Regions from separate parts of the Homo sapiens genome. Here region 2 is linked to region 1. Evidence: read pairs that join two places in POLR2A ChIA-PET (ENCODE). Cell type or tissue: Panc1. All regions are shown on one strand. Links, peaks and the distances in the headings refer to the core of each region. The heading gives the core; the rest is flanking DNA. Region 1 overlaps LOC101928343 (a long non-coding RNA gene). Region 2 has its middle 32 kb from the start of CD300LB.

The links. ChIA-PET counts read pairs that join two places held together with the same protein. Peaks named below come from ENCODE experiments on the same cell type or tissue, not always from the same donor. Only the 100,000 strongest peaks of a DNase experiment are listed, where the experiment ranks them.
Region 2: POLR2A ChIA-PET joins it to region 1 with 10 read pairs; 3 of 35 experiments call an interaction of 5 or more read pairs at or near these places.

The regions. Positions count from the first base shown.
Region 1 is chr17:74,624,432-74,640,250 of GRCh38, reverse strand. LOC101928343 (a long non-coding RNA gene) reads right to left here. Exons shown (of 4, transcript NR_158152.1): 4 at 14,255-14,724. Among named protein-coding and RNA genes, the nearest start is that of CD300E, 8.6 kb to the right of the region's middle. RefSeq lists enhancers at 4,792-4,841, 7,567-8,067, 8,068-8,568. In Panc1, for the core only: no CTCF peak of the experiment used is centred there; no DNase peak of the experiment used is centred there; H3K4me3 peaks cover 571 bases; H3K27ac peaks cover 298 bases; H3K27me3 peaks cover 419 bases.
Region 2 is chr17:74,491,968-74,507,786 of GRCh38, reverse strand. No RefSeq gene overlaps it. Among named protein-coding and RNA genes, the nearest start is that of CD300LB, 32 kb to the left of the region's middle. In Panc1, for the core only: no CTCF peak of the experiment used is centred there; a DNase peak (open chromatin) is centred at 5,866; H3K27me3 peaks cover 129 bases.

The DNA of each region.
Region 1 (15,819 bases), core at 3,447-11,446:
ATTGCTCATCTCTAATGTTCCAGGTCTTTTCTGGAGAGCCCTCTCTCCTATTCTAGGCTCTGCTTAGCACCGTCAACGTTGCATCCCTTAGTAGCCTGAAATAAAGGGGAGAGAAGCAAATGAAAAAGGAGACCCATGGGGAAGTTATTTGCACAGACGAAGGCAAGTGAGTCAGCTGTGCAGGGTGGGTCTCGGAGGAAGATGCAGGAGTCATGGGCGTGGTGAGGTGGGGGGCACTGGGGCTCGAAGCCCAGCAGTCGCTCACTTTGGGGCTTTTGTCCCTCTGCATAGGTGCTTCTAACGCTGCCAGCTCCTGATGCCAGCACTCCTTTCTCAGCCTGCTCTCTGCTCAAATTGAGTATTAAAAAAAGAAATAAAAGCCACAAATGGGCTGATGTGAGCAGATGGTTTCGGTCATAACCACAAAAACCTTCTTGTTTCCCGTTCCTGATCGACACTGCTCTTGCATAACGCCAAGTCCATGACACTGATGAAGAAAATGCTGGCATTATCTGCCTGTTCCAGGGATGATGGACTGAAAGTTTGTGTCCCCCTTCTTCCCCCACCAAAGATTCATATGTTGAAATCCTGACCATGAAGCTGATGGTATTGGGGGTTTGGGAAGCGATTAGGTCTTGAAACTGGAGCCCTCATAAATGGGATGAGTGCCCTCATAAAAGAGACTCCAGAGAGCTTTGTAGACCTCCCTCTCTGCCATGTGAAGATGGAAAGAGAAGGCAGTCATCTGCAACCCAGAAGAGGCCTTCGCCAGAGCCTGACCAGGCTGACACCCTGATCTTGGATGTCCAGCATCTATAACTGTAAGAAATAAATGACTGCTTAAGCTGCCCACTTTGTAGTATTTCAGTTACAGCAGGCTGAATGGAGCAAGACATAGGGTTGGCCACTGCAGGGCCCCCTCTTTTTTTCTGGACCAGAACGTGCTCGATGGAGTTTCTGGGCACCAAGAGACAGAGGGTGGTGGGAGAGTTCCCTTGTTCTTTATTCTGGATTGAAGTAAAATGCTCACACATAATTGATGTCATGAATTTTTTTTTTAAGTCGGCGTCTCAGTCTGTCACCCAGACTGGAGTATGGTAGCGTGTTCTCGGCTCACTGCAACCTCCACCTCCCGGGTTTAAGGACTCTTATGCCTCAGCCTTCCGAGTAGCTGGGATTACAGGCACGTGCTACCACGCCCTACTAATTTTGTATTTTTAGTAGAGATGGGGTTTCACCATGTTGGCCAGGCTGGTCTCAAACTCCTGACTTCAGGTGATCCAACTGCCTTGGCCTCCCAAAGTGCTGGGATTACAGGCGTGAGCCACCTCACTCGGCCCATGTCGTGACTTTTAGTATTTTTTGACCATGACTCACAGTGAGAAAGTTAGTTACTTGGCAATACTTGTATACGCATACAGAAAAAAAAAATAAAATCTCAGTGTTTATCATTATAACCTGAGATGTGCTCTGATTGATCCTGACATACCCTGTTACAGACCAAAACATGACTGAGGCAGGTCTCAGTGCATTAGAGGTTTGTTTAGCCAAGGTTGTCCAGGAAAAAAAAAACAAAACAAAACAGATCACAGATGCATTTTCCAAAGGAGGTTTTAGGAACTTTTTTTTTGTTTTTTGAGACGGAGTCCTGCTCTGTCACCCAGGCTGGAATGCAATGGCATGATCTCGGCTCACTGCAACCTCCGCCTCCCGGGTTCAAGCCATTCTCTTGCCTCAGTTTCCCGAGTAGCTGGGATTACAGGCACATACCACCATGCCCGGCTAATGTTTTTGTATTTTCAGTTGAGATGGGGTTTCACCATGTTGGCCAGGCTGGTCTGAAACTCCTGACCTCAGGTGATCTGCCCGCCTCAGCCTCCCAAGGTGCTGGGATTACAAGTGTGAGCCACTGTGCCCGACCGGGAACTTCAGTCTTTGAAGGAGGAAGAGAAAGCAGGAGGGAAAAAAGGGAGGGAGGGGAGGCAGGGAAGCAAATGGTTACATTCCCGTGAGGCTCTGATTAGCTTTGGTAAAACTACATTTTACACCTGGAAAGAGGAAGTGGAGGGAAAAGTCAATGATGTCTTGTGTGCAGCTCAGTTAATCTGCATTTGACTTAAGATAAAGTAAACATGTGAAGAGCGGGAGTACAGGGTTGTGCCATTGCAGCCATCTGTTTGGGAACAAGAGGAAGACAGCATTGGTGACCCAGTTCCTAAGCTTCTCTTCCCCTTTGGCATAGTGAGTTTGGGAATCTGAGATTCCATTGGTCTCTCACACTACTTGTAAGAAAAAAATCTGCTTAAGACCCACAACCAGGTTGCAACCCTCAGTTTGGACAACACTAGTCTCATCGTTTTTGCTTCCTGCCAGAAAGAGCAAATCTTCTGTGATAACAGTGTCTGGAGCCCCAGAACGGGTCACGCTCCCCTGGTAGCTGAGAAGGGGACAGGAATGACAGAGGATTTCTGCCTTCAGCCTGTCTCAGAGCCTTGATCCAGCAGGGGAAAGGAGCATTCTGACCTTTCTCCTTTTTTTTATATTAATCATTTTTTTTTCTGGTGTAGGGAATCATAGGACTCAAATGCAACTTCCACCCATGGGGAGGTCTAATGATAACGTTGGTCTCATCTCACAAGGAGGCAAGTTTCTCTCATCTAATTGTGGAGGAAGGGCTGTCCAACAAAAGCAAGTCAGAAGGAATTCCTAATCGAGGGACGTTATGCTGGGGCCTGTACGGGTACTTCCTCTCTCTCGGCACAGACTGTGGTCTCTCACAGGACACTTGAGGTGACCTAGTTCTTCCCTGCTTCAGACCAGTGGCTGCCAGTTTGAGCGCGGTGGCTCAGGCCTATAATCTCAGCACTTTGGGAGGCCGAGGCAGGCGGATCACCTGAGGTCGGGAGTTCAAGACCAGCCTGGCCAATATGGTAAAACCCCGACTCTACTAAAAATCCAAAAAAAAAAAAAAAAACTAGCTGGGCATGGTGGTGGGTGCCTGTAATCCCAGCTACTCGGGAGGCTGAGGCAGGATAATCGCTTGAACCTGGGAGGCTGAGGTTGCGGTGAGCAGAGATTGCACCACTGCACTTCAGCCTGGGTGACAGAGCGAGACCCCATCTAAAAAAAATCCAACAACAACAACAAAAAAGACCAGTGGCTGCCACCCAAGTCCTGTCTGTGTTTGGAGAAGGTATTACTCCATTTGGCTGTAGTTGGCAGGTCAGGCCTTGCTTGGGATTTTCCAATCGTCCCTATCCCTTGGCCTCATTGGAAGCACCACATCTGCTGTCACTTACACACTCCCCCATTGATGGCATGCAGTGATTTAGTTTTCCTGTGCTTATTTCCTGAGAGCGAGGCAGCGGGGGTGAGGGTGGGTGTCTCAGATTTCTTTGAATAATGTGAGGTGTTGTGTAAGAAACGCAGCCACATATACACGGATTTTATTTTATTTTCTTTTAGACAAAGTCTCACTCTGTCGACCAGGCTGGAGTGCAGTGGCGGGATCTCACCTCACTGCAACCTCTGCCTCAGCCTCGTGAGTAGCTGGGATTACAGGCGCATACCACCACACCTGGCTAATTTTTGTATTTTTTTTTTTTTTTTTAGTACAGACGGGGTTTTGCCATGTTGGCCAGGCTGGTCTCAAATTCCTGACCTCAAGTGATCTGCCTGCCTTGGCCTCCCAAAGTGCTGGGATTACAGGAGTAAGCCACTGCACCCAGCCACCAATATCCAGACAAGGATATTGGTGAGTACAATAACCTGGTTTCCTGGTGGAAATGTAGAGGGGACCATGGGAATATACAGAAGGGTGGCGTAGCCCAGCGTTGAGACGGGCTTGCAAGTGGGGCTTCATGGACCCCAGTGGGTGAGGATGTGAATTCCGGCTTCTACTGGGCCTCCATTGATGTGCCCCTGGCCAAGAGGGGTCAAAAGACCTACAGGAAGAAGCTGAGGCACAAAATACAATTTTAAAGAGTTAATTTCAGTTGAAGTGAGGACAGCTGTCGGAGACGCACTTCCAAGTTGCCTTTGGGAGTGGTCTGCTTGGCTTTTGTTACAAGCAGGTTTTTTTTTTTTTTTTGGAGACAGAATCTTGCTCTATCGCCCAGGCTGGAGTACAGTGGTGTGGACTCGGCTCACCGCAACCTCTGCCTCCCAGATTCAAGTGATTCTCCTGCTTCAGTCTCCTGAGTAGCTGGGATTACAGGTGTGCACCACCACGCCCAGCTAATTATTGTATTTTTGGTAGAGACAGGGTTTCACCATGATGGGCAGGCTGGTATTGAATTCCTGCCCTCAAATTATTACCCACCTCAGCCTCCCAAAGTGCTGGGATTCCAGGCGTAAGCCACCGCTCCTGGCCTACAAGCAAGTTTTGAAAGGCAAAAGGAAGCAAGGAGGGGGCTGACAGTCTGGAGTTGTCTGATGTGAATTCTTACTAGTTCACAGAAATCACATCGGTCGGTGACTGGCAGTGCATTGTTGAGCTCAGGTGTGAGTTATGGCGTCCAGTGCGTGGTGTTTACGGTGTTCATGGCTATGTGGTGTCCGTTCGTCTAGGGCCTGCATCGCAGGTGGCTTCCAGAGACAATTATTTCGCTCAAGTGGGGAGTGAGACGTGACTGCTGTCACATCTGAATGCCTCTCTGAGTCTGCCCATTTAAAAGGGCTCGCATTCCTCAGATAAAAAGTCCCTTTTCTTTCTCACTACTCCCCATGTGGCCTGGTTGAGGCCACCCCCGCGGGAGGGAGTTGGGCTTCTCACTGCTGAGTGGGGGTGGAAGTCCAGGTTCCCTACCCAGCCTTCCCTGACAGCACCTGGCAGGGGGATTGGGTGCCTGGTTACAGCTGGGTGGAGGTGGATGTCTAAGCTCCCACTCTGCCTTTGCTGGCCTGGGCGGTGGGGCCATCATTTTTTCTGGGGTGTTCTGTAGGGTAGAGGAGTCATTGTCTAAGTTCTTCTCTATTGCTGGGTTGCTCGTTCCCTGTTTTTTTTTTTTTTTTCTAGAGAGAGAGGGACAGCTTTTGTTGTTGTTTTTCTGTGCCTGTTATTGTTTCTGCATTGGTGGCCTCTCCATCAGGGCTGTCTCCAAGTCTGGGATACATAAAGGAAAGAGAAAACCCAGATAACTCATTGCTACATTGTTCCGTGGACCCTACTGTCTGTCCACCTTTCAGTCCCTTCTCATGCTTGTTTTATTTTTATTTTTTATTTTTCGAGATGGAGTCTTGCTCCATCACCCAGGCTGGAATGCAATGGTGAGATCTTGGCTCACTGCAACCTCCACCTCCCAGGTTCAAGCAATTCTCCTGCCTCAGCCTCCCAAATAGCTGGGATTACAGGTGCCCGCCACTATGCATACCCAGCTAATTTTTTGTATTTTTAGTAGAGACAGGGTTTTGCCATGTTGACCAGGCTGGTCTCGAACTCCTGACCTCAGGTGATCCACCCGCCTCGGCCTCCCAAAGTGCTGGGATTACAGGTGTGAGCTACCATGCCTGGCCCTCATGCTTGTTTTATACCCAAGATCAGGGCTTAGTTCTACTTGGTGGGAGGGATAGGGAAAAGTCTGTCTACTTCATCTTCGTGGAAACGTTAAGTGCATGGGATGGTTTTAAGGGCCAGGCATACAAGGGCTCACATTGTTTCTGTGACGTCCCACCAGACAGCCTCAGTGTCTGGTTCCCCTGGATGTGGTGGAAGTCTGGTACCCAACTCTGGGCCTGGCCTTAGATACCTGTGCAATTTCTTACATGCTCCATGGTGACCATAGAAACCAGCATGAAGGTGATGACGCTGATGGAAGGGCCCAGGTCCTCCAGTTGCCACCTAGAGATCTGCCTGACTTTCCTTTGTCTATGATCTGACTGAGAAATACACCTTTATTGTGTTAAGCTACTGAGATGTTAGGGTTGCTTGTCACAGCACTATCTATCCAGACCCTATATTGTTTAAGATCTCTTCTTTTTTTTTTTTTTTTTCTTAGACACAGTCTCACTCTGGGCCCAGGCTGGAGTGCAGTGGCATGATCTTGACTCACTGCAACCTCTGCCTCCTGAGTTCAAGCAATTCTCACACCTCAGTCTCCTGAGTAGCTGGGACTACAGGCCTCTGCCATCACGCCCAGCTAATTTTTTGTATTTTTGGTAGAGATGGGGTTTCATCATGTTGGCTGGGGTGATCTCGAACTCCTGACCTCAGGTGATCCACCCTCCTCGGCCTCCCAAAGTGCTGGGATTACAGGCATGAGCCACCGCGTCCGGCCGCAAAATACTTTAAGTGAAGAGCGCAGCTGGTCCTCAAAAGGAGCTATTGCAGGAAGAAGCCTGGAGTCTGAATTGGGGGTGGCTGGGAGTCCTCAGGGCCCCTTCTCCCCCACAACCGTCAGTGTTGTGTTGACAGCAAGAAGTCATTGCTGGCCACGCAGTGGAATGTGGGGAAGATGGCTCCAGCTCTTGCTGTTGAGTCAAACCGAGGATCCTGGCTTGGCCTTAATCTGGACTCAAGGGTTTAGACTGGGGACTCTCAGGAAGGCCCGAGGACTTACTGCATTTTCACCTGACCCAACACACTCATGCCAGGATCAAAGGGAGACTGCACTTCGGGAGCAGTTTGCGAAAAGCCTGCTCTGCTTCATGAAACAGGTTGTGATTGTAGGCTCTGGTCACGAAAGAACGCTCACAAGCCAAGCGTGGCCTTTTTGGAGAGAAATCTGTCAGGCTAAGTGTGTGTTTACCTTGGGACTCAGCAATCCTGCTGAGGCAGGCAGAGCCCAGAAAAACTCTCATGCAGGCCCTCAGAGGCCAGGCTAGAGCATGCTCAGTGCTGTGCTGTCTGGGGAGCAGGGAGCTGGGGGCAGCCCAGGTGTGCAACATGGGGGAGGGGCCGACAAGTAAACCCGGCACCTCCTGTAGTATACAAGCTCCAGTTCTAGTCAACAAACTCTACGGCCCCATGGTAACGTGGATGGGGCTTAAAAACCCAGTGCTGAGGCCTGGCATAATGGCTTACACCTGTAATCCCAGCACTTTGGGAAGCTGAGGCGGATGGATCACCTGAGGTCAGAAGTTTGAGACCAGCCTGACTAATATGGTGAAACCTAGTCTCTACTAAAAATACAAAAATTGACTGGGCATGGTGGTGTGCACCTGTAGTCCCAGCTACTTGGGAGGCTGAGACAGCAGAATTGCTTGAATCTGGGAGGCAGAGGCTGCAGTGAGCTGAGATCGCACCATTTCACTCCAGCCTGGGCCACAGGACGAGATAACGTCAAAAAAAAAAAAAAAAAAAAAAAAATCCAGTGCTGAGTGAAAAAGCTAAAACCAGAATGAGATCGATGGCATAAAGCTGGTTACATAAATTCTTTTTGCCCAGGCTGAAACGCAGTGGTGCAATCATGGCTCACTCCATCCTCAAACTCCTGGGCCTGAGCAATCCTTCTGCCTCAGCCTCCTGAGTAGCTGGGAACATGGGCGTGTGCCACTATGCGTGGCTAATTTTTAAATTTTTTTTGTAGAGATCGGGTCTCACTATGTTGCCCAGGCTGGTCTTGAACTCCTGGAATCAAGGGATCCTCCCTCCTCAGCCTCTGTGAGCCACTGCGCCCAGCCAGTTATGTAAACTTAAACACACTCCTACGAAGCCAGCATGTATACCTGACAATCACACAAGTGTACGGATGCCGGGGATTGGAAATGGGAAATGAGATAGAAAGGACTAAACAGAGAAATGATATGAGACAGGACTTTGCTTGGGCACATTAACTCAACCCACCGCACCTGTGGTGCCCTACACAAAGCAACAGTGAAGGCAGATTCACCCGGAAAAGAATGCTGGGAGAGGGGCGTAAGACAGAATGATGCAACCCAGGTACTGTGCCGCACAGAGGCAGCAGCTCGACTCTGCCAGAGCTGGCTTTGCAGGGAAGCTTTATCGGCATTTTGAAGGATGTGTAGGGGCTCCAGGTATCAAGGAAGGCAGGTGGGAGGCTGGAAGGGCTTTGACAAACACCATATATGCAGGCGTGCTGGCTCGAGGGAGCAGCTGCTATTTGGGAAATTAGAAATACTGTGCTTTGGAATGGCTGGAGCAAAAGTGTGAGCCGGGAGGATGGAAGGAGGCTGGGTCCTGCAGGGCTGTGTGAATCATGCTGGGGTCTGGATTTGATCACAGCTAAGAGGAGACAGTGAAGATTTTACAGCAGGAAGCCACTGAATCACATTTCAAAGCTTCCTCATTTTCTTTCAGCCATACCACCAACTTCTGCAATCTCCCCACACGAGTGCCTGGATTTCAGAATCTCTCTCAGTTTCTGTTTTTCTGGCAGTTGCTTCTTAAAGCTTGCTTGTGTTTTTTCAAGCGCTACGCTGGACCTGGGAAAATTCTCTCCTTGGTCATCGCATTCTCAAAGATTTCACTCACATTATTCTTCATCTCTAATGTTTTAGTCAAATCCCACCTATTTCTCTCATTTTTCAAAATGCAACTTTTCATCTGGTAATTTCAGTTTGTAGAACTTTATCTTGATTGTCTCTCAAGAGGGTTTTTTATTTTTATTTTATTTTATTTTATTTTATTTTATTTTATTTTATTTTATTTTATTTTATTTTATTTTTTGGCAGAGTCTCGCTGTGTCTTCCAGGCTGGAGTGCAGTGGCACGATCTCAGCTCACTAAAACCTCCATTTCCTGGATTCCAGTGATTCTCCTGCCTCAGCCTCCCAAGTAGCTGGGATGACAGGTGTGTGCCACCACACCAGGCTGATATTTTTAGTAGAGATAGGGTTTTGCCATGTTGGCCAGGCTGGTCTCGAACTCCTGGTCCCAAGCAGTCCACCCACTTTGGCCTCCCAAAGTGCTGGGATTATAGGTTTGAGCCACTGCGCCCGGCCCAATAGTTAGATAGTTTCTTTTTGTTGGATAATTACGGTCTCTTAAATTTTTTACTACTATGTGTTCACATTTTCATTTTTTTTTTCTTAGAATAGAATATGAAAAGTGGAATTACTGGGCGAAGAGAAAGCCCATTTTTAGAGTTCTTGTCACTTACTGCTAAATTGCTTTGCAGAATTAGAGCACTACATCACCTATAGACAGCATACGGATTCCACCACTCTGTTGCCTGCCTTTACTGAGCATTACCTTAGAAAACCTCTTGGCTAATCTGGAAAAATTTATAATTTTGTTGTTTTAGTATATCCATGTGGTTGATTTTCAGTGAGATTAAGTGCTTTTTCTTCTGAATGTCAGCCATCTGTATTTCTTCTTTTGAGAATTGTAGGTTGATGGTGTTTGCCAATTTTTCTTTTAGTTTGAATATTTTTCATTTTGATCTGTGTAAGCTCTTGATGTTTTTGGTAATTTTGTTTCAGTTTTTTCAGTGTTGTTGTCTTTTTTTTCCACACCCGAGTAATTTTAGTTTGTTGTAATTAACTCCATCTTTGTGCTTGGATTTCAAGTTCTGTGAGCACACAATGATGTCCTGGAGATATCTGCCCATCAACCAGGACAGGTTTTCCAGAAGATCTGCCTACTCACCTCTCAGCATACTGGAGGACTTTGATTAAACAAACGCTCCCCTTTGTCCCCAGCCCTCTCCAGCTGTTGTTTCCTCTCTCTCCACTTTCCTTCTCAGAGCCTCTTATAAAACAGTGTCTGTACTTTCTTTTTTCTTCTTTTCTTTTTTCTTTCTTTCTTTCTTTTTTTTTTTCTAATACACGGTTTCGCTCTCTAACCTGGACTGGAGTAAAGTGGCGTGATCTTGGCTCACTGCAAACCTCCACCTCCCAGGCTCGCGTGATTCTCCTCCTCAGTCTCCTGAGTAGTTGAGATTACAGGCACACGCCACTACCGCCCAGGGAATTTTTGTATTTTTAGTAGAGACGGGGTTTCGCCATGTTGGCCAGGTTGGTCTCGAACTCCTGACCTCAAGTGATCCACCCGACTTGGCCTCCCAAAGTGCTGGGATTCCAGGCATGAGCCACCGCGCCCGGCCACCATCTGCATTTTCTGACTCTGTTTCCTCATCTGTCATTTACTCTGTAGTCAAGCCCACCTGTCTTCTCTGCTCACCACTCTACAGACATGCCCTTGACGAGGGAACCAACAACCTTACTGTCAGTCAAATCCAAATGCATCTTCTCTTTCTGCATCTTACTTGACCTCAGCAGCCCTTGACTCGGCTGAGCACTTCTTCCTCCCTTCTTTCTCCTTTCTTTGCTTTCAGACTATCTCAGTCAGCTCAGGCTGCTATAACAAAGATACCACAGATTGGGTGGCTCACACAAAAGAAATTCATTTCTCCCAGTTCTGGTGGCTGGAAGTTCAAGATCAAGATGCTGGCTGAATCAGTTCCTGGTAAGGGCTGTCTTCCTGGCTTATAGATGGCTGCCTTCTTTCTTTATCTACACATGGCAGAGAAAGGGAGAGAGAAAGCAAGCTCTCCTGTATCTCTTCTATGATTCTATGATTTTTTTTAATTAAAAAAAAATTTAAGAGACAGGCTTCACTATGCTGCCTAGGCTGAAGTGTGGTGATTATTAACAGGCACTATCATAGCACACTGCAGCCTCAAACGCCTGGCCTCTAGTGATCCTCCCCGCTCAGTCTCCTGAGTAGCTGAGACTACAGGCTTGCACCACTGCACCTGGCTTGTGTCTCTTCTTATAAGGGCACTAATTTTATTCATGCGAGCCCCACCCTTATGGCCTAATCATATCCCAAAGGCCCCAACTCCAAATACCGCCACCTTGGGGATTAGGGTTTCAATGTATGAAACTGGGGGGACATAAGCATTCAGTCTACAGCCCAGACTCTCCTGGTTTTCCTCCTGCATCACTAGGTGCTCCTGATTTCACTCTCCTGACTACTACTACCTTCCTTCTTCCCCTCCCCTCCCCCTCCCCTCCCCCCTCCCCCTCCCCACCACTTCTTCTTCTCCTCGTCCTTCTTCTTCCTCCTCTTCTTCTTCTTCTTCTTCTTCTTCTTCTTCTTCTTCTTCTTCTTCCTCTTCCTCTTCCTCTCCTTCTCCTTCTTCTTCAACAGAGTCTCACTCTGTCGCTCATGCTGGAGTACAGTGGTGTGATCTTGGCTCACTGCAACCTTGGCCTCCCAGGTTCAAGCAATTCTCCTGCTTCAGCCTCCCTAGTAGCTGGGATTACAGGCGTGTGCTACCACCAGGCTAAATTTTGTATTTTTAGTAGAGATGGGGTTTCACCATGTTGGCCAGGCTGGTCTCAAACCCCTAACCTCAGGTGATCTGCCTGCCTCAGCCTCCCAAAGTGCTGGGATTATAGGTGGGAGCCACCATGCCCGGCCTTGCCTCCTCTTCTTTTGCATCTGGTGCACTCTTCTGAATGCCAGCACAGTCTCATTCTGAACGTCACCTTCTCAGAGGCTTCTCAGACCGTCCTGGGTGGTTCTTGGCCATATCACTCTGTTTAATTCTCTCAGAGCAACCATCATGACCTCTTGTGCCTTGTTTCTGCATTAATTTACTACAAGCAGCTGGGTAGTGGGAGATAAGGACACAGATCCTGGAGCCAGGCAACCTGGGCCCTCCAATCCTAGCTTCATATGAACGCCATCATAGAGTGGCTCACCACTAATGGGTCATAAGGCCTTCAGCAGGTTGATTGGCCCCTCTGTGCCTCAGTTTCCTCCTCTGAAACATGGGGATAATAGAAGTTCTACCTCACAGGGTTGTTTAAAGGATTAGAATTGCATGAGTATGTGTTTAATAATTAAGACAGTGCTAAGAAGGTTCCTGAAGGGTGCAGCCTCCTCCAGCTTATGTCCTTGAGAAACAGAAGACTTTTCCCATTCTTGGCAGAAATATACTCTGTCTTTATAAATTGATTAATTTAGGAGCATCTTTTCTATATACATTAATATAGCACATCGCTGCCCTCTTTCTTTATGAACTTCTCCCTTTTATAATCCTCTACTATTCTAATCATATCAGAAGTAACCTTAAAGCTAGTAAGAATCATCTTTTAATTTGCTCACTTCTCTTATCTATGGAGGAGGAAATTTCCTGAGCTCTGTGCAGTTCCACGGGCAGCAGCTTTAGTGACAGCCTGAAGAGCAGGAGGTGAATGTTCTGGGCTGGGGCAGTCCGGGGAGTCAAGGAAGAGAAGCACGTTGCTGTTGTTCTAGTAGTTGTTGGGGAGGTCAGCGAGAGAGAAGGGTTAGATGTTCATCAGGCTGAGTTTGAGGTGTCGGTGGAGTCAGGGTGGAGGTGTTTTGAGGGGATGGGGCACAGCAGGATTAAAGCAGGGGCAGGGAATGGAGTTGTCTTGTAGGAAATCCCATGTGTGGCTGGAGGAGCAGGTAGGAACTGCTGCTTAGAGGGCCAGGGGAAGTCCTCAGGTGAAAGCTACCTGCTTCTTCTGGGGTCCTATGGGGCTGCACTAAGTGGAAAGCAGAAGAGTGCCAACTTGTGGGGCTGCCAAATGAGGCAGATGGGGCCAGGCGGGAGCATCTGTATCTTCACCAGGGCTGAGCTAGACTCTACCTGGACCCTCCATCTGGCCTAAGATCACTCTCTAGGTTGTCTCTGCCCTGGTAAATCCTCACACCACCTAAAGTAGCTTCTGTTACCCTCAAGAAGACTAGCCCAAGAGTGCTCTGCTTTCAGGATTCTGCTTCCAATTGCCAGTGGGAACGATTGCTGGTTGCAAGTGGGGAGGGGTCCATCGTCAACGCCAGAGAATGGCAAACTCCTTTTGCCAGGGCCAGCCAGTACAGATTTTAGGTTTTTTGGGCTCTGCGGTCTCTGTCACAACTACTCAACTTGGAATTGTTCCTATAAATTTTATAAAATTAATCAGGGAAGAAGGGAAGGGGAGAAATGAAAATAAACCAAGCTTGCAGCACATTTGGCATTAATCATGAGGTCAGCCTGCTCTCTGTCCTGCTTCTTCATATTTGCTGCCTATTCCCCCAGAATCACACAGACCCGGTTGTAAGACTATAGTCCCCCTTAATTGTACCATAGGTAACATCTTAAGCATTGTGAGACATTAAGTTTTCCATTTGAGATATTTTTACCAGGTCTTGTATACCAGTGAAACTACTGATGCCAGCTGGTCTAGAGGAATCCAAGAGAAGCTGATTCACCAAAGAAGGCTGTTTCCAGATCATGATGATTTCATCCATCCTACCTTGACCAATCAATGATCCCAATTTTCCAGTTACTTGCCCTCTACAATCCCCTTAAAAGTCCCAGCCCAGAACTTCTCAGGGAGATGGATTTGAGGGTCCCTCCCAACTCCTTGCTTGGTTACCCTGTGATCATTAAACTCTTTCTCTGCTGCAAACCCTGTTGTCTTGGTGTATTGGTTTGTTCCAGTGCAATGGGCATATGAACTCGTTGGTCCTGTAACAAACTCTGCTGTTGTAGCATGAAAGCTGCCATAGATAATACATAAATGAACATGTGTAGCTGTATTCCAGTAAAACTTATTTATGTACACTGAAATTTTAGTTTCAGACAATTTTCATGTGTCATGAATTAAAAAAAAAATTCCCACCATTAATAATGTGAAAATGATCATTAGCTCATGGGGTGTATAAAAACACAAGGTGAACTGGAGGTGTGGTTTTGGTGTGTGTTCATCTCTTCCATGGCCCTACAAGTCTCATCATTTGCCAACCTGTTTTATATTGACGTCCTTGTCCACACTCCCACACGATGGGAAGTTGTACTTTGGATCTCACACCCCTGTGTAGTGCAACTTAGGTGCTTGTTCTCATGGAAGGTAACTCCTTATAACTACAGGGAGTGGAGATGCCTTGATACTCCCATGAGCCCATCAATGGGGTCTCCCCTCATCCTGTTCCATGGGCGTAATGACCATTCATGGATCCTAGCTTTTGGCAGGGGGCTCTGCTCCCACTCCCTGTCTTGTGTAGACCTGAGACATTGTCTTCTGTCCCTGAGTGGCTATTTAAACAGCAGCCCCTCTCCTCCTAAGGCCCAAATTCATTTTGACTGGTCCCCATTAGCCTCTTGGTATCAGATCCTGCTCACAGACCTGGCTTTTAGTTCCCTTTACATTTCTAATACCTGGAATTTCCTTTTATTGGATTTGACTTCAGTTTGGAACCAGATGATAGCTTCTGTGTCAACTCGGTCTTACTAGGTGGTCGGAGTTTGGATTTTCTAATTGGATTATAATGAAATGTGCCTATATTAGACATGGTGAGTTTATAGTTTTTCAACCATCAACACATGCCTTTGCTTATTCCCATTTCTTTTATTTTATAAACAACTGTAGGGATAAGATTTTCAAAAAAGGAACCAGAAGAAAACATTATAAAAGCAGAACCAAGAAGGCTGAAGATTTGTTTGGTCCTCTTGGTGGAAAGAACTGAAGCCTGCAACTGTTGTCTCTGCTGAATAAATGGCACAAGGGTTGCTATGGTTTGAATGTTCCCTCAGAAACTCGTGTTGAAACTTAACTGTCAATGTAATGGCATTGGGATGTGAGGTCTTTAAGAGGTGATTAGGCCATGAGAGCTCAGTCCTCCGAGTGGATTAATGCTGTTATCTCCGGAGTGGGTTAGTTATTGTGAGAGTGGTTTCCTGAGAGGCTGAGTTCAGTCCCCTTTTTCTCTCTGTCTAGGAGGCTTGCCTGCTGTCTTGTCTTCTGCCATGGAATGACGCTTGTCAGATGCCACTACGATGCTCTTGGACTTCTCATCTTCAGAAAGCTAGGAAGGTGAACAAATTTGTTCTTTTTTATTATTATTATTTGAGACAGAGTTTCTCTCTGTCGCCCAGGCTGAAATGCAGTGGCGTGATCTTGGCTCACTGCAACTTTCGTCTCCTGGGTTCAAGCAATTCTCCCACCTCAGCCTCCTGAGTAGCTGGGACTACAGGCTCATACCACCATGCAGGGCTAATTTCTGTATTTTTGTTAGAGACAGGGTTTTGCTATGTTGGCCAGGCTGGTCTGAAACTCCTGACCTCAAGTGATCTACGTGCCTCGGCCTCCCAAAGTGCTAGGATTACAGGCATGAGCCACTGCACCTGCCAACTTTTGTTCTTTATAAATTAGCTAGCCTGTAGTATTCTGTTATAGTAGAAGAAAATGGACTAAGACACAATGTTGTGGCTACTGTCAGCTCTGCTCATTCTGGATCCCTCAAGTGTGTGGCTCATGTCACACATGGGACCAGGGTCCTGGTGTTTTATTGTTCCATCCAGGGCTCTATTCTATATATAATCTATCTATCTTTCTTTCTTTCTTTTTCTTTCTTTCTTTCATCTTTCTTTCTTTTTTTTTTAGATGGAGTCTCTCTCTGTTGCCAGGCTGGAGTGCAATGGTGTGATCTTGGCTCATTGCTTTGCAACCTCCACCTCCTGGGTTCAAGTGATTCTCCTGCCTTGGCCTCCCAAGTAGCTGGGATTACAGGCACGTGCCACCATGCCTGGCTATATAATACTTCATCAGATATGGTGGTACAGAAAAGATAAGAAGTTGTGCTCTTACAACAAAAGTTTGAAATATCAGATGATCCAGTAGAGTTCTAAAAGATAGTAAAGATTAGAGGCTGTGGGTATCAAAGATGGGTATCTCTGGGGAAAGAGAAGGAAAGAAATTATATTTTCAGATAGCTATGTCTTAGAGAAGAGTATCTTCTGATGTGCAAGTTGGATTAGAGAGAATGTATAGCTAGTGGAGGGACCAGATGAGAAGCTATTTCAATGGTCCAGGACTATTCTAAAGGTATTTAATATTAACTGGGCAGTTACTATGTTCCAGGCACTGTATCAAGCACTTTACTTACATTAACTCATTTATT
Region 2 (15,819 bases), core at 5,328-13,327, 130 kb after region 1:
AATCTCATTTACAATAGCTATAAATAAAATAAAATACCTAGGAATAAATGTGAAGAAGTGAACGATCTCTACAATGAAAACTCTAAAGCACTGATGCAAGAAATTGAAGAGGATACAAAAAAATGGAAAGATATTCCATGTTAATGCATTGAAAGAACCAACATCGCTAAAATGTCCATACTACCCAAAGTAATCTACAGATTCAATGCAATTCCTATAAAAATATTAGACATTTTTCACAGAAATAGAATAAATAATTCTAATGTTTATATGGAACCACAAAATACCCAGAATAGCAAAAGTCAACCAGAGCAAAAAGAACAAAACTGGAGAAATCACATTACCTGACTTCAAATTATACTACAGAGATATGGTAACCACAACAGCATGGTACTGGCATGAAAACACACATAGAACAATGGAACAGAATGAAGAACCCAAGAATAAATCTACATATCTACACTAAGCTCATTTTTGACAAAAGTGCCAAGAACATTCACTGGGGAAAGGACAGTCTCCTCAGTAAATCATGCTGGGAAAATGGTATATCCATATGCAGAAGAATGAAACCAGACCCTTCTGTTTTTCACCATATACAAAATGGATTAAAGAGGCCGGGTGTGGTGGCTCATGCCTGTAATCCCAACACTTTAGGAGGCCAAGGCAGGCAGATCACCTGAACTCATGAGTTCAAGGCCAGCCTGGACAACATGGCAAAACCCCATCTAAAACAAACAAACAAAAAAAACCCCAAAAAACAGCTGGGCATGGTGTATGTGCCTGTAGTCCCAGGAACTGGGGAGACTGAGGTGGGAGGATGGCTTGAGCCTGGGAGATAGAGGTTGCAGTGAACTGAGATCATGGTACTGTACTGCAGACAGGGCGATAAAGCCAGACCTTGTCTCACAAAAAAAAGGGGGTGGGGATTAAATACTTAAATCTAAGATCTCAAACTGTGAAACTACTAAAAGAAAATACTGAGGAAATTCTCCAGAACATTGGACTTGGAAAATATTTCTTGAGTAATACTCCACAAGCACAGGCAACCTAAGCAAAAATGGGCAAATGGGATCACATCAAGTTAAAAAGCTTCTGTACAGCAAAAGAAACAATCACCAAAATGAAGCAACAATCCACAGAATGGGAGAAAATATTTGCAAACACCCATTTGACAAGGGATTAATAACCAGAATATGTAAGGAGCCCAAATAACACAGTAGGAAAAAATATAATAATCTAATTAAAAAATGGGCAAAAGATCTGATAGACATCTTTCAAAGAAGATCTACAAAAGGCAAACAGGTATATGAAAACGTGCTCAACATCATTGATCATCAGAGAAATGCAACTCAAAACTCAATGAGATTGTCACACACGTCCATGTGAAGAGACCACCAAACAGGCTTTGTGTGAGCAACAAGGTTGTTTATTTCATCTGGATGCAGGCAGGCTGAGTCCAAAAAATGAGTCAGCAAAGGGTGGTGGGATTATCATTAGTTCTTACAGGTTTGGGATAGGCATAAAAAGTACATTCTCAAGGGCGGGGAGAATATTACAAAGTACCTTCTTAAGGGCAGGGGAGAATATAGCGTATCAGTTAGGGTGGGGCAGGAACAAATCACAATGGTGGAATGTCATCAGTTAAGGCTATTTTCACTTCTTTTGTGGATCTTCAGTTGCTTCAGGCCATCTGGATGTATATGTGCAGGTCACAGGGGACATGATGGCTTAGCTTGGGCTCAGAGGCCTGACATTCCTGTCTTCTTATATTAATAAGAAAAACAAAACAAAATAGTGGTGAAGTGTTGGGGTGGCGAAAATTTTGGGGGGTAGTATGGAGAGATAATGGGCGATGTTTCTCAGGGATGCTTAGAGTGGGATTAGGGGCAGCATGGGAACCTAGAGTGGGAGAGATTAAACTGAAGAAAGATTTTGGGGTAAGGGGTGATATTGTGGGGTTGTTAGAAGTAGGATTTGTTGCACAGAATGATTGGTGATGGACTGTATGTGTTTTGTATGAATTGAGAAGCTAAATGGAAGACACAAGGTCCGAATAAAAGAAGGAGAAAAATAGGTATTAAAGAACTAAGAATTGGGAGTACCCAGGACATCCAATTAGACAGTGTCCAAGGGGGATCAACGCAATTATTTGCTTGGTTAGTGAGTTTTTGGGCTCTATCCTTGAGTTTTTTTATGTTGTCATATACCAGGCCAGACTGATTTAGGTAAAAACAACACTGTTCATTTAAAAATATACAGAGTCCCCCTTTTTTTAGCAGTGAGTAAGTCGGGGCCTCATTGATTTTGGAGGAAAGAGAAATGTAAAGCCAGCAATTGTTTGTTAAAGAAGGATTAGAAACAGCTAGGAGAGAGTGAGTGAGATTGATAGTGTGGTGGAGATAGCTGCGAAGAGGTAGAGAGGGTGGCATAAGAACGGGAACAAGAATAAGAGTGAGTATAAAAGTAAAGAACAGGACTTCATAAGGGTGAGAGTATTGGAGTGTGTCCTGTCAGCAAAGATCATCTACCCACTCCAAGAGGGAGTCAAGAGTGGTGGATTGGGGATAGATTTTCACAATGGAAAGGAAATGAGAGTTTTTAAGAGGCGGGCTAATGGCTTGTAACCTACATGGAAGAGGTTATGAAATGACGACAGGAATAGAATGGGCTAGTGAGGCTTGAAGGAGATTTTTTTTTTGTCTAAAAACCATCTGCCTTGAGTGGAGAGGGATTGATAGGTGGAAACTTCAGTGGGACAGTAAATAGGAGTGACCAATGAGGAGAAAAACTGGCCATCAGGGACAGAAGTTGGAAAACTAGCTGCCTCTTTAGCTACCTTATCAGCATAAGAGTTGCCCTGAGCAATGGGATCTGATGCCTTTTGATGGCCCTTGCAGCGAATGACTCCAGCTTCCTTTGAAAGTAAAGCAGCTTTAAGAAGAGGTTTTATTAAGGACACATTAATAATGGAGGACTCTTGTGTAGTGAGGAAATTTCTTTCTGCCCATGTAACAGCATGGTGGTGCAGGATATGGAAGGCATATTTAGAGTCAGTATAAATATTGACGCGTAGTCCCTTTGCAAGAGTGAGGGCCTGAGTTAAGGCAATGAGTTCGCCTTGCTGAGAGGGAGTGGAGCAGGGCAGAGCAGTAGCCTCAATGATAGATGTGGAAGATACTATAGCATAGCCTGCCTTTGCTGATGAGTGGTGATTAGGCCTGGTGGAACTGCCATCAATAAACCAAGTGTGATCAGGGTGAGGAATAGGAAAGAAGGAAAGATGGGGAAATGGAATAAATGTCAGGTGGATCAGAGAGATAGAGTCATGGGGGTCAGGTGTGGTATCCAGAATAATGTGGGAGGCTGGATTGAAGTCTGGGCCAGGAACAATGGTAACTGTGGGAGACTCAACAAAGAGTGAGTATAGCCAAAGGAGCCGGAGGGCAGAAAGTATATGCATCAGGTGGGAGGAAGAAAATAGATTTTGGAAGTTATGAGAACTGTACGGAGTGAGTTGAGCATAGTTTGTGATTTTGAGGGCCTCTAAAATATTAAAGCAGTGGCAGCCGCTGCACGCAGACATGAGGGCTAGGCTAAAACAGTAAGGTCAAGTTGTTTGGACAGAAAGACTACAGGGCGTGGTTCCAGCTCTTGTGTAAGAATTCCGACCACACAGTCCTGTACTTCAGCTGTGTGTAATGAAAAGGGTTGGGATGAGTTTTTTAAGGAATGGAAAGAGGAGTGGGGAAAGGATTTAGGATCTATGGGGTCAGCTACATTTATCTAGAACAGAATAATGGGTTGTGGAGGGAGGTATTGAGGATAGGAGAGTATATGGGTTTGGCATCACGGTGTGGATAGGCAAGACAATTTGGTTGATAAGGTGCAGATCCTGAACTAACCTGTAAGACTTTTCCGGGTTTTGGACAGGTAAAATGGAGGAATTGCAAGGAGAGTTTATAGGCTTTAGAAGGCCATGCTGTAGCAGGCCAGTGATAACAGGCTTTAATCCTTTTAAAGTGTGCTGTGGGATGGGATACTGGTGTTGAGCGGGGTAAGGGTGATTAGGTTTTAATGGAATGGTAAGGGGTGCATGATCGGTCACCAAGGAGGGAGTAGAGGTGTCCTATACTTGTGGATTAAGGTAGGGAGACACAAGGGGATGATGCGAAGGAGGATTTAAACTGGGGAAAAGGGCAGCAATGAGGTGTGGCTATAGCCCAGGAATAGTCAGGGAAGCAGACAATTTAGTTAAAATGCCTCACCTAATAAGGGAACTGGGCAGGTGGGGATAACTAAAAAGGAGTGCATAAAAGAATGTTGTCCAAGTTGGCACCAGAGTTGGGGAGCTTTAAGAGGTTTAGAAGCCTGGTCGTCAATAGCCACAACAGTTATGGAGGCAAGGGAAACAGGCCCTCGAAAAGAAGGTAATGTGGAGTGGGTAGCCTCCGTATTGATTAAGAAGGGGATGGGCTTACCCTCCAATGTAAGAGTTACCCAAAGCGTCTGTGATGGTCCAGAATGCTCCCGAGGCACCTCATAAATATATACACCTACTATGACCCAGAAAAACTAAAAATAAAAAAAGCTAAAAAAATCAAGGGTCTCACTAACAGGCTCATTTTAACTAAAAGGGGGCAGCAAGGTGGACTTTTGAGCTAAGCAGTGTTGTGGTCAAATACTGAGTGAGTCACTTAACCTTCTCCCTTCGCTTCTGATCCAGCACAGTGGCGCCTAGGACTATGCATGGGACACGAGGGGTTACTCAATCAGTGATGTAGAGACAGCTGGCTAAGTCTTATACAAACTCAAGTTCTGTTCATACCGCACTCTGTAAGCCAAAATAGTTTCAAATGGATCAAAGATTTAAATACGAAGAAACTACACAAGTTTTAGAATAAACTGAAATCTTTCTAAAGTCTTAGACTATTTAAAAGTTTTAGAATAAACTGAAAACTGCAAGTTTTAGAATAAACTGAAAATATAAAATGAAATTTACAAAAGTTTTAGAATAATGGGTGAATTTATTAGACTCTTGAAATGGAGCATCCTAAGGAAAACTCAAACTTTATAAAGCAAATGATTGAGAAATCTGACCTCAGAAAAAAGATGAAACATCACTGGGTGAAAACACCTTTGAAAGTTTTTTAAAAAATGACAAGCTATGAAGGAAATGTTGCAGGCAATTTGACAGAGAGCTTATTTTCTTAATTTACAAAGCACTCGGAGGAACTCAGTAAGATAGATTAAAAGCTCAATGGCAAAATGGGCAAATGGATAGTTCACAGGAAAAAAACTAAAATGGCAAATAAAGGAATGCAAATTCTGAAAATTATAAGATATTATTTTCTTCTATCAGATTGAAAAGAAAATAGAGTGTGAAAATATCCAATACTGGCGAGAGTGTAGGGAAAGGGACATCGTTGAGTGTTCTTGATGGGAAGGTAAGTGGGTGTAAGGTACATGGATGTGCTTTGGTCAAGAATAGGTTAGCCAGGTGCGGTGGCTCACGCCTGCAATCCTAACACTTTGGGAGGCTGAGGCGGGTGGATCACCAGAGGTCAGGTGTTTGAGACCAGCCTGGCCAACATGGTGAAACCCCATCTCTACTATAAATACAAAAAAAAAAAAAAAATAGCTGGGTGTGGTGGCTCGGGAGGCTGAGGCAGGAGAATCGCTTGAACCTGGGAGGCGGAGGTTACAGTAAGCCGAGATTGCACCATTGCACTCCAGCCTGGGCGACAGAGCGAAACTCCGTCTCAAAAAACAAAAACAAAAACAAAAACAAAACAGGCAGAGGCAAACATCAGGGCCAGCGTGACTCAGGGAGTCTGGCGCGCAGGCGCATAACTCCACTTGTTATGTAATCTGTTTGTGTAAGTGGCTCAGAGCCACTATTGTCTGTAAAAGGTATAACTGCCCTGCTGACGCTGTACATGTGGTTCGGCATGGCTTGTGCCCAGAGGCAGAGAGTAAAACTGCTGACCCCATAAGGGAGAGCCAGGCTTGTAGGCCAGGGAATGCAGCTGTAAGCCTGGGAATGGCAAGAGCCGCAAAGCTGGAGCAGGCAGCCGAGATAAAGGTGAATTGTATGAGAAAGCTTCTGATGAAACTATCACAAGGACAGAAAACCAAACACCGAATGTTCTCACTCATAGGTAGGAATCGAACAATGAGAACACTTGGACACAGGGTGGGGAACATCACACACCGGGGCCTGTCAAGGGGTGGGGGGCTGGGGGAGGGATAGCATTAGGAGAAATACCTAGTGTAAATGACGAGCTGATGGGTGCAGCAAACCAACATGGCACATATATACCTATGTAACAAACCTGCACATTGTACACATGTACCCTAGAACTTAAAGTATATAAAAAAAACTGCTGATGAAAAAGCTGCTGAATAAAACCATATTTTACCTGCCTACAGCCCCCTAAATATTCCTTCCGCTATTCGCCACCCATCCACCCACTCCCCTCAGACCTCAACATGGGCTGGAACCTGACGCTTGGCATGACAGTGGGCAAGAGCTTTTTGAAGGAAAATTTGTCAAGATCTATTAAAAAAAAGTCAATTCATGGACCTTTTGACTAATGCTCCACTATTGGAAATTTCTCCTAAAGATATACTCAGATAGGCCAGGCGTGGTGGCTCACGCCTGTAATCCCAGCACTTTGGGAGGCTGAAGTGGGCAGATCACGAGGTCAGGAGATCGAGACCAGCCTGGCCAACACGGTGAAACCCCATCTCTACTAAAAATACAAAAATTAGCTGGGTGTGGTGGTGCACGCCTGTAGTCCCAGCTACTTGGGAGGCTGAGGCAGAAGAATCGCTTGAACCCGGGAGACAGAGGTTGCAGTGAGCCAAGATCACACCACTGCACTCCAGCCTGGGCAACAGAGCAAGACTCTGTCTCAAAAAAAAAAAAAAAAAAAAAAAAAAAAGATATACTCAGATATATACCAAGATACAGGTACAAAAATACAAAAACATGGTCTGGGATGACATAACAATGTGTGCATCTGTGCATGTGTATACACACGCAGTCATACATGGGGCCTTGTATGACACACAGATACATCGGCATGCATTGTGCACCTACAGCTCCAGTCCCTCCCCCAGCGCCTGACTCATACAGCCAATAGGGGGCTTGTCATCTTTATTTGAGCATCTGTACGCCCAACAGAGTCCCTGTTTCCTCTCCCCAATTCCACCCCAAAACTGCTGCTCTCTTAGTCTTTCCATTTCCGTAAAGGGACCCACCTTTACTGCCCTCCCAATTGCTCAAGTGAAAACCGTAGAAGTCACCTGCAATTTTTATTCCTTTCTTTTCACTCCCTCCCACATCCAATCCTTCAGCCTGTTGGGTTGGCTCTACGGCCAGAATGCATTCTGAGCTTGTCCACCTTCTCCAATGGCCACATCCACCACCCCATTCCAAGGTGCCATTGTGTGACTCCCTTGCTTGAAATTTTTCAGAGTTTCCACTTAGGACAAAATCCACACATTTGCGTATTAACCCTTCCCTGATCTGACCACTGCCTGCCTCTGCCTTTCTGCGTCTGCCTCCCACCAAGCTCCCCACATTGTCTACTCTGTACTCATCTGGCCGGCACCCTAAGCCTGGGACACACTAGCCTTGTTCCCCCTTAGAGCCTTTGCCTGAGCTGTTTCCTCTGCCAGGAATGCTCTCACTCTATATTATTGTGTGGCTGGCTCCTTCTCAAGTCTCAGCTCAAATGTCAGGAAGTCCCTCCATGACCTCCCTATGCAAGCAGCCCTTCCTGCCTCTCATCACTCTCAGCTGTACACAATTCAGATCTTCACACAGCAGTTCTGTGATGATCTGAACGAAGCTTGCTTTTGTTTTGTTTGTTCTGTCTACTGCCCACTAAGATACAAGGACCAGACAGAAGGGGCCTCATTTATCTTCTTCACTGCTATGTCTCTGCTGTATAGCTCCATGGTATATAGTAGGTATTCAATAAAAGTCATCAAGTAAATGAGTAAATAACGGAATGAATTAAAACTGTGGAATCACATATAAAAGAATGAGGTAGATTTGTGTGTACTTGTATAACAAGGTCTCTAGGACATATGCAAAAGTGAGGTATGAAGAATTATGAGCCCCTCCCCCCACTTTTTTTGGAGATGGAGTCTTGCTGTGTCGCCCATGCTGGAGTGCAGTGGCGCGATCTTGACTCGCTGCAACCTCTGCCTCCTGAGCTCAAGCGATTCTCCTTCCTCAGCCTCCCAAGTAGCTGGGATTACAGGTGTGTGTCACCACACTTGGCTAATTTTGTATTTTTAGTAGAGACAGGGTTTCACCAAGTTGGCCAGGCTGGTCTTGAACTCCTGACCTCAGGTGATCCGCCTGCCTCGGCCTCCCAAAGTGCTGGGATTACAAATGTGAACCACTGCGCCTGGATTAGCCCTTTTGAAAATAATTTTGAAATAATAATAAGTTTTCTGAAAGCTGTGTAAGAAATGGCTAACAGTAGTCACTTTTGTGGAATGGTACTAGGGGTAGGGTAGGAGGAAGGAGACTTTTTTGTTAATTTTATAACTTCCTGTACTGTTTTAATTTTCTGTCCATTGCACATGGGTTTAAAATTTTTTTTTTTTTTTGTCCTGAGATGGAGTCTTGCTCTGTCACCCAGGTTGGAGTGCAATGGCGCGATCTCGGCTCACTGCAACCTCTGCCTCCCAGGTGCAAGCAATTCTCCTGCCTCAGCCTCCCCAGTAGCTGGGATTATGGGAGCTTGCCACCGCGCCTGGCTAATTAAATAATTTTTACTTTTCTTTTTGTGTGTGTGTTAAGAGACATCATCTGGATATGGAACGATACACACTTTTCTGAATTAATGTTATTCTTTTTGTTGTTATTGTTGATTGTTTGTTTTTGAGATGGAGTCTCGCTCTGTCACCCAGGCTGGAGTGCAGCGGCATGATCTTGGCTCACTGCAACCTCCGCCTCCTGGGCTCAAGCGATTCTCCTGCCTCAGCCTCACGAGTAGCTGGGATTACAGGCATGCACCACCATGCCTGGCTAACTTTTTGTATTTTTAGTAGAGACGGGGTTTCACCATGTTGTCCAGGCTGGTCTCAAACTCCTGGCCTCAAGTGATCTGCCTGCCTTGGCCTCTCAAAGTGCCAGGATTACAGACGTGAGCCACAGAACCCGGCCAGAATTAATGGTATTTATTTAAAAGCAATGAGAACTATTTATTTGTAATTGGCAGAAGTTTAAATCATTTTTTTAAAGGCACCATTCCCAATGTTGGCCATGGGATATGCTGAAGGATATTTCCATACCAGGCTGATAGGAGAATAAATTGCACCCAAATCCTATCGAATATACTACCCCTGGGCCGAGACATTTCTAAGAGTGTATCCTAAAGAAATAATTATGTGCAAGAATGGTCACATAATTGGTTATAATAGCAAGAAACTAGAAACATCCTAAATCCCCAACAGTAAAGATATGGTTAAATAAATTACATTACATCCATAAAAGGAACATGATACAAATTTTAAGAGTATATGTTATTTGAACCCATATTTTATAAGGAAAAAATGTAGATATATGAACATTGTTATTTTCTTCTTTTTGTCTGTATTTTCTAACTTTTTTTTTTACAACAAATAGATCTTTTTTCTGTAGTTAATATAAAAAAAATTTTTTTTTTTTTTTTGAGATCGAGTCCAGTGTGTCACCCAGGCTGGAGTGCAGTGGTGTGATCTTGGCTCACTGCAACCTCCGTCTCCTGGGTTCAAACAATTCTCCTGCCTCAGCCTCCTGAGTAGCTGGGATTATAGGCATGCGCCACCACGCCTGGCTAATTTTTGTATTCTTAGTAGAGGCAGGGTTTCACCACGTTGGCCAGGCTGGTCTCGAACTCCGGACCTCAGGTGATCTGCCTGCCTCAGACTCCCAAAGTGCTGGGATTATAGGCGTGAGCCACCACGCCTGGCCTAAAAAAAAACTTTTAATGGCTTCTAAATTGTTTGCAAAATGAAATTGAAGCCTGTCAGTGAAGCTGATGTTCTGTGAGCTGGCCTCTCCCTCCGCCCTCACTTCCCACCACTCGAGGCCTCCCCTTTCTGCTCCAACAGGAAGGAGTGGCCAGCTCTTCCTCCCCAGGCCCTGCCTCATCCAAACCTCTTGCCATGCACTTTGCTTTAGAGGCACCCGGCTTGCTTATCTTGTAAGACTCCATCCACCATCCAAGAGCCATTTTCAGGAAGCTACACAGGTGCCTACTTGCCCTCCACCACAGTGGGATGTGCCTGTCCTGCCTGCTCCCAGGACTCCTTGACTTTCTCTATCATTGTAACTCAGGACATTTTGTAGTAACATTTTGACACTTAATGTTATCAGGCTCCCCAACTGGTCTCCAAGCTCCTTCTAGACTGTGTCCCCATATAGGAAAAATATCATACATATTCGTTACTGGATGGATGGATGGATGGATGAATGGATGACTTGGTTCTTCTTCTAACCACTATTCCTGGTCCTGGCTTCCTGATAGTAACCACATGATTAGTTGGGTCCACGTACCTCTGATTCAAAATGTCTAAATAGGTTATTTATTCATAAATTTTTAAAAAATCAGAATGGGGTCAGGTGCAGTGACTCACACCTGTAATCCCAGCAATTTGGGAGGCTGAGGTGGGAGTTACTTAAACCCAAGAGATCAAGACCAGCCTGGGCAACATAGTGAGACCCTGTCTCTACAAAACAAAACAAAACAAAACAAAACAAAACAAAACAAAACCACACATACATACACAAAGCAAAAGCAAAAAAATTAGCTGGGCATGGTGGTATGTGCCTGTAGTCCCAGCTACTTGGGAGGCTGAGGTGGGAGAATTGCTTGAGCCTAGGAGGTTGTGGTTGCAGTGAGCTATGATTGCACCACTACACTCAAGCTTGAGCAAGAGAGTGAAAACCTGTCTCAAAAAATAAAAATAAAAATTTTTAAGTTGAAAAAAATCAGAATGGGAATTAGTTGAGAAGATTCAAAGCAACATTCTACATAAATTCCATATAAGACTGCCAAATAAAGAGGTAGACATTAGATTCTCCTAAGGGAAATGTGAAATCCAGAGGCTAAGGAGAAAGTTCCAGTTGACACCGTGTTGATTATGGAGTTTCAGCTCTCTCGTCATGAAGCTCCCCCTCCTCCCCTCACACTCCAAGGTTTTCCTGAGGCTCTGAGAGGCCAGCTACAGTCTCAGTGGGGATGAAGCTGCTTCTACTTCGTTTGTGATGGGAGTGAAAATGGCCCCAAAATCCCATTTCCCAGAGCTCTTTCTCTGACACTTGTAGAGAATCTTATGCAGAACTTTCTCCTGACCCCATGTCCTTTGGGTCAGCTGATGGCCTGTGAGATTGATAATCTAGCAAGTTTGGACATTCGTGACACTCTTGCTAACCCAGGTACGGAATGCTTAGAGAGGGAGTTTTCTGATCCTGTTCTGCTTCTGTGGAAGGCAGAGCAGCTTAGCCCATTGATATTCTGCAGGTGACTTTGATCTTGAATTCAGTTAATTGTGTGTCAGGTGATTACCCACACCTGTCAGTCAAAGCGCCCTGCTCCTTCCTCATAACCCATCATCCCTTTTGTTTCCTGGCATTCCAGATTCTTCCACTGCACACATTAACTCACAGACAGATGCCAGCATCGTGCTTCACCATATATATATATATATATATTTTTTTTTTCCTGAGATAGAGTCTCACTCTGTTGCCCAGGCTGGAGTGCAATGGTGCAATCTCAGCTCACTAAAACCTCTGCCTCCCAGGTTCACACGATTCTCCTGCCTCAGCCTCCCAAGTAGCTGGGATTATAGGCACGCACCACCCCAGCTAATTTTTGTATTTTCAGTAGAGACAGGGTTTCGCATATTGGCTGGGCTGGTCTTGAACTCCTGACCTCAAGTGATCCACCCACATTGGCCTCCCAAAGTGCTGGGATTACAGGCATGAGCCACTGCATCTGGGTGGTACGGCTGCCACCCTTACAGATTGTTCTATTATGTTATTACTGAACACTTGCCACCACAGCTTGCATAGGCGGCTGAGGTCACTCGGTCACCTGGTCAACAGCAGGCACATCTGCTGTTGGGTTTTACTAGGAAAAGAGTGGCTAGTTATGCTTTAATAATTTATTAAGAAGGTCATTGTGCTTTATAGAATGGCTTAACAAGCCAGGCGCGGTGGCTCACACCTGTAATCCCAGCGCTTTGGGAGGCCGAGGTGGGCGGATCACAAGGTCAGGAGATCAAGACCATCCTGGCTAACACGATGAAACCCCGTCTCTACTAAAAATACAAAAATTAGCCGGGTGTGGTGGCGGGCGCCTGTAGTCCCAGCTACTCGGGAGGCTGAGGCAGGAGAATGGCGTGAACCGGGGAGGCAGAGTGCAGTGAGCCGAGACCGTGCCACTGCACTCTAGCCTGGGTGACAGAGCGAGACTCCATCTCAAAAAAAAAAAAAAAAAAAAAAAAGAATGGCTTAACAATTACGGAGAAGAGAGAAAAAAAGAAGACAGGAAAGAAAGAGGAAGGGAGGAAGAAAGGGAGGTAATTCATATACAGAGAGAATACTTTGGGATCAAGGACTCTACTCAATTCTTTCCTGTAACTCTCAACACTCCTGGAAGGTAGAACCTGCTGTTCCCATTTCCCACTTTCCTTACCAGACACATAGGAACCCAGAGCTTGCCCTCAGCCTGGGCTTCAGGAGTAGGTCCCGGGCTCCAATGCACCATGTGGCCAGATTTGCAGAATGTAGGTCAAAGGGGAGAGTCCAAAGGTCAAATTCAAAGGACCCGAGAACAGGAGCAAAGGAAAGAATCGACAGCAAAGAAATTTTGGACAATGAGGATGCAGGTCAGGGGTGCTTAGAAAGAGTCCCAGAGGTGACGAAACAGCATGAGGATGCCCAGGGAGAGAATGGCAGGGCCTTTTGTTAAGGGCTTGCATCAGCTGGGTGTAGTGGGTCACACTGCGGTCCCAGCCAGTCAGGAGGCTGAGGAGGGAGATTTGCTTGAGACCAGGAGGTTAAGCCCAACTGGGACCACATGGTGAGACCCTGTCTGTATAAATAAATAAGAGTGGCCAGGTGCGGTGGCTTACATCTGTAATCCCAGCACTTTGGGAGGCCCAGGTGAGTGAATCACCTGAGGTCAGGGGATTGAGACCAGCCTGGGCAACATGGCGAAACCCCATCTTTACTAAAATACAAAAATTAGCCAGGTGTGGTGGCAGGTGCCTGTAATCCCAGCTACTTGGGAGGCTGAGGCAGGAGAATCATTTGAACCCGGGAGGCAGAGGTTGCAGTGAGCCTAGATCGCACCACTGCACTCCAACCTCAGTGACTGAGACTCCCTCTCAAAATAGAAATAAATAAATAAGAGCTTGCTTCAGAGCCTGGTGAGGGTGAACGCACTGGAGGGGCACTGGACCATTGCTGGAACAAATGAAGAAACTGAGACCCAGATGGCCTTGAATGGCAGCCCCAGACCATGTAGGTCACAAGGGCAGAGGTGGGATTTAAGGCCTGTTCTATCTGACCCCAAACCCATGACACCAACCACAGGTGGGGTGGCTGCCCTTGCCTTTGACACACTGCAGTCGGGGTGGGAAAATCTAGGAATTGGGAAGGGACAATTGGATATGAAATAAAGAAACTCAAAGTTAGAGAGGAGTTGAGTTTTCTTGTTTTGTTTGTTTGTTTGTTTTTTGAGACAGAGTCTTGCTCTGTCACCTAGGCTGGGGTGCAATGGCGCGATCTTGGCTCACTGCAACCTCCGCCTCCCAGGTTCAAGCGATTCTCCTGCCTCAGCCTCCCAAGTAGCTGGGATTACAGGTGTCCGCCACCACACCCGGCTAATTTTTGTATTTTTAGTAGAGACGGGGTTTCGCCATGTTGGCCAGGCTGCTCTTGAACTCCTGACCTCAAGTGATCCGCCTGCCTTGGCCTCCCAAAATGCTGGGATAACAGACGTGAGCCACCGTGCCCGGCCAAGGAGTTGAGTTTTCTTTCGGCACAAAACATCCAAGGACTGGGCGTGCAGAGGGGCTGGAAAGCCATGCAGGAGTTTTCTGTCTGTTCCCCTGTTTCAAGCCCTCCCGCTTCTCAGCTGCATTGACCCAGAAAGTACAGAATTCCTTTGGCGTTGACAGACCAACCCCAACGAATTCAACAGGCTTGGGAATCCAGGCATGTGTGATTCCCCGCATGGCCACAGGGTGGAGATACGTGGCTATCAAATCTCTATGTTTGGTTCCCAGGCAGAGTCAGGTCTACAAACCAGGGCTGGTGTTTGCCCAAACAGTAAACTTTAAAAACAAAGAAACATAATTGTGAGGTCATTTTCTAAACTGTGGATAATTCAGCCCTGAGTCATCTTTCTAAAAGGCTTGGGCTAATTAGAAAATGTCTTTCACCTCCTTGGACCAATTGTGAACATATTGATGATTAACCTAACATTATTTAATCCTCCGAATATCTATCATGTTGGCATTGGACATGCCAAGTGAGGCGCTGTATTTTGAAGGTGAACTTGGATTGTAAAACAAAGACAAGGCACAACTACGGGAAGGCTTCACCAGCTACTTTCAGAAAACACCGGAGTGGCACCTTTGTGTACCCGGCACATGCAGACAAAGACAGTGTCAGCAACCTGTTCTCAGATGGTTCTGGGGAAAAACGCATAGATAGAAACAGAGTAACAAAAAAGTGGCAAATTAAAAAAAAAAAAGGGTAAATCTGGGAAAATGACATACGGGAGGTCTTTGTACCTTTTCCACAATTTTTCCTTAAGTTTGAAATTGTTTCAAAATACAAGGTTTTTTTTTTCATTGTTGTTGTTTTTAATGCTAAGATCCAGAATTCCTAGATTCAAGGTTCAGATATTATCACCCAATGGAGTGGCATTTGTCATTTCAAGTAGCCTCTCTGGCCCGTGGCTCTTCTGTAAAATAAAGAAGGTGGCCAGGCATGGTGGCTCATGCCTATAATCCCAGCACTTTGGGAGATCGAGGCAAGAGGATCACTTGAGGCCAGAAGTTCGAGACCAGCCTGGCCAACATGGCGAAACCCTGTCTCTACTAAAAGTACAAAAAAATTAGCCGGGCATGGTGGCATGTACCTGTAATCCCAGTTACTGGAGAGGCTGAGGCAGAAGAATCACTTGAACCTGGGAAGCAGAGATTGTAGTGAGCCAAGATTGCACCACTGGACTCCAGCCTGGGTGACAGAGCAAGACCCTGTCTCAAATAAAATAAAATGAAATAAAATAAAAAAAGGCAATCTGTTGTCACTGCTGCAAAGCATTCTGTTGTGTGAATAAACCCCTCAGCTCACCCATTCCCTGAAAAAAACAAAAAGAATAAAGTGGAATGTTCTCTCTGCATGTGAATTACCTTCCTTTCTTCCTCTCTGTCTTTCTTTCCTTCTTTCTTTCTTCTCAGTAATTGTTAAGCTGTTCTATAAAGCACCATGGCCTTTTAAATAAATTATAAGAGGAGGCTGGGAGTGGCGGTTCATGCCTGTAATCCCAGCACTTTGGGAGGCTGAGGCGGGTGGGTCACCTGAGGTCAGCAGTTTGAGGCCAGCCTGGCCAACATGGTGAAACCTTGTCTCTACTAAAAATACAAAAATTAGTTGGGCATGGAGGCATGTGCCTGTAATCTCAGCTACTCTGGAGGCTGAGATGGGAGAATCGCTTGAACCCAGGAGGCAGAGGCTGCAGTGAGCCGAGATCGTGTCATTGTACTCTAGCCTGGGTGGCAGAGCAAGACTCCATC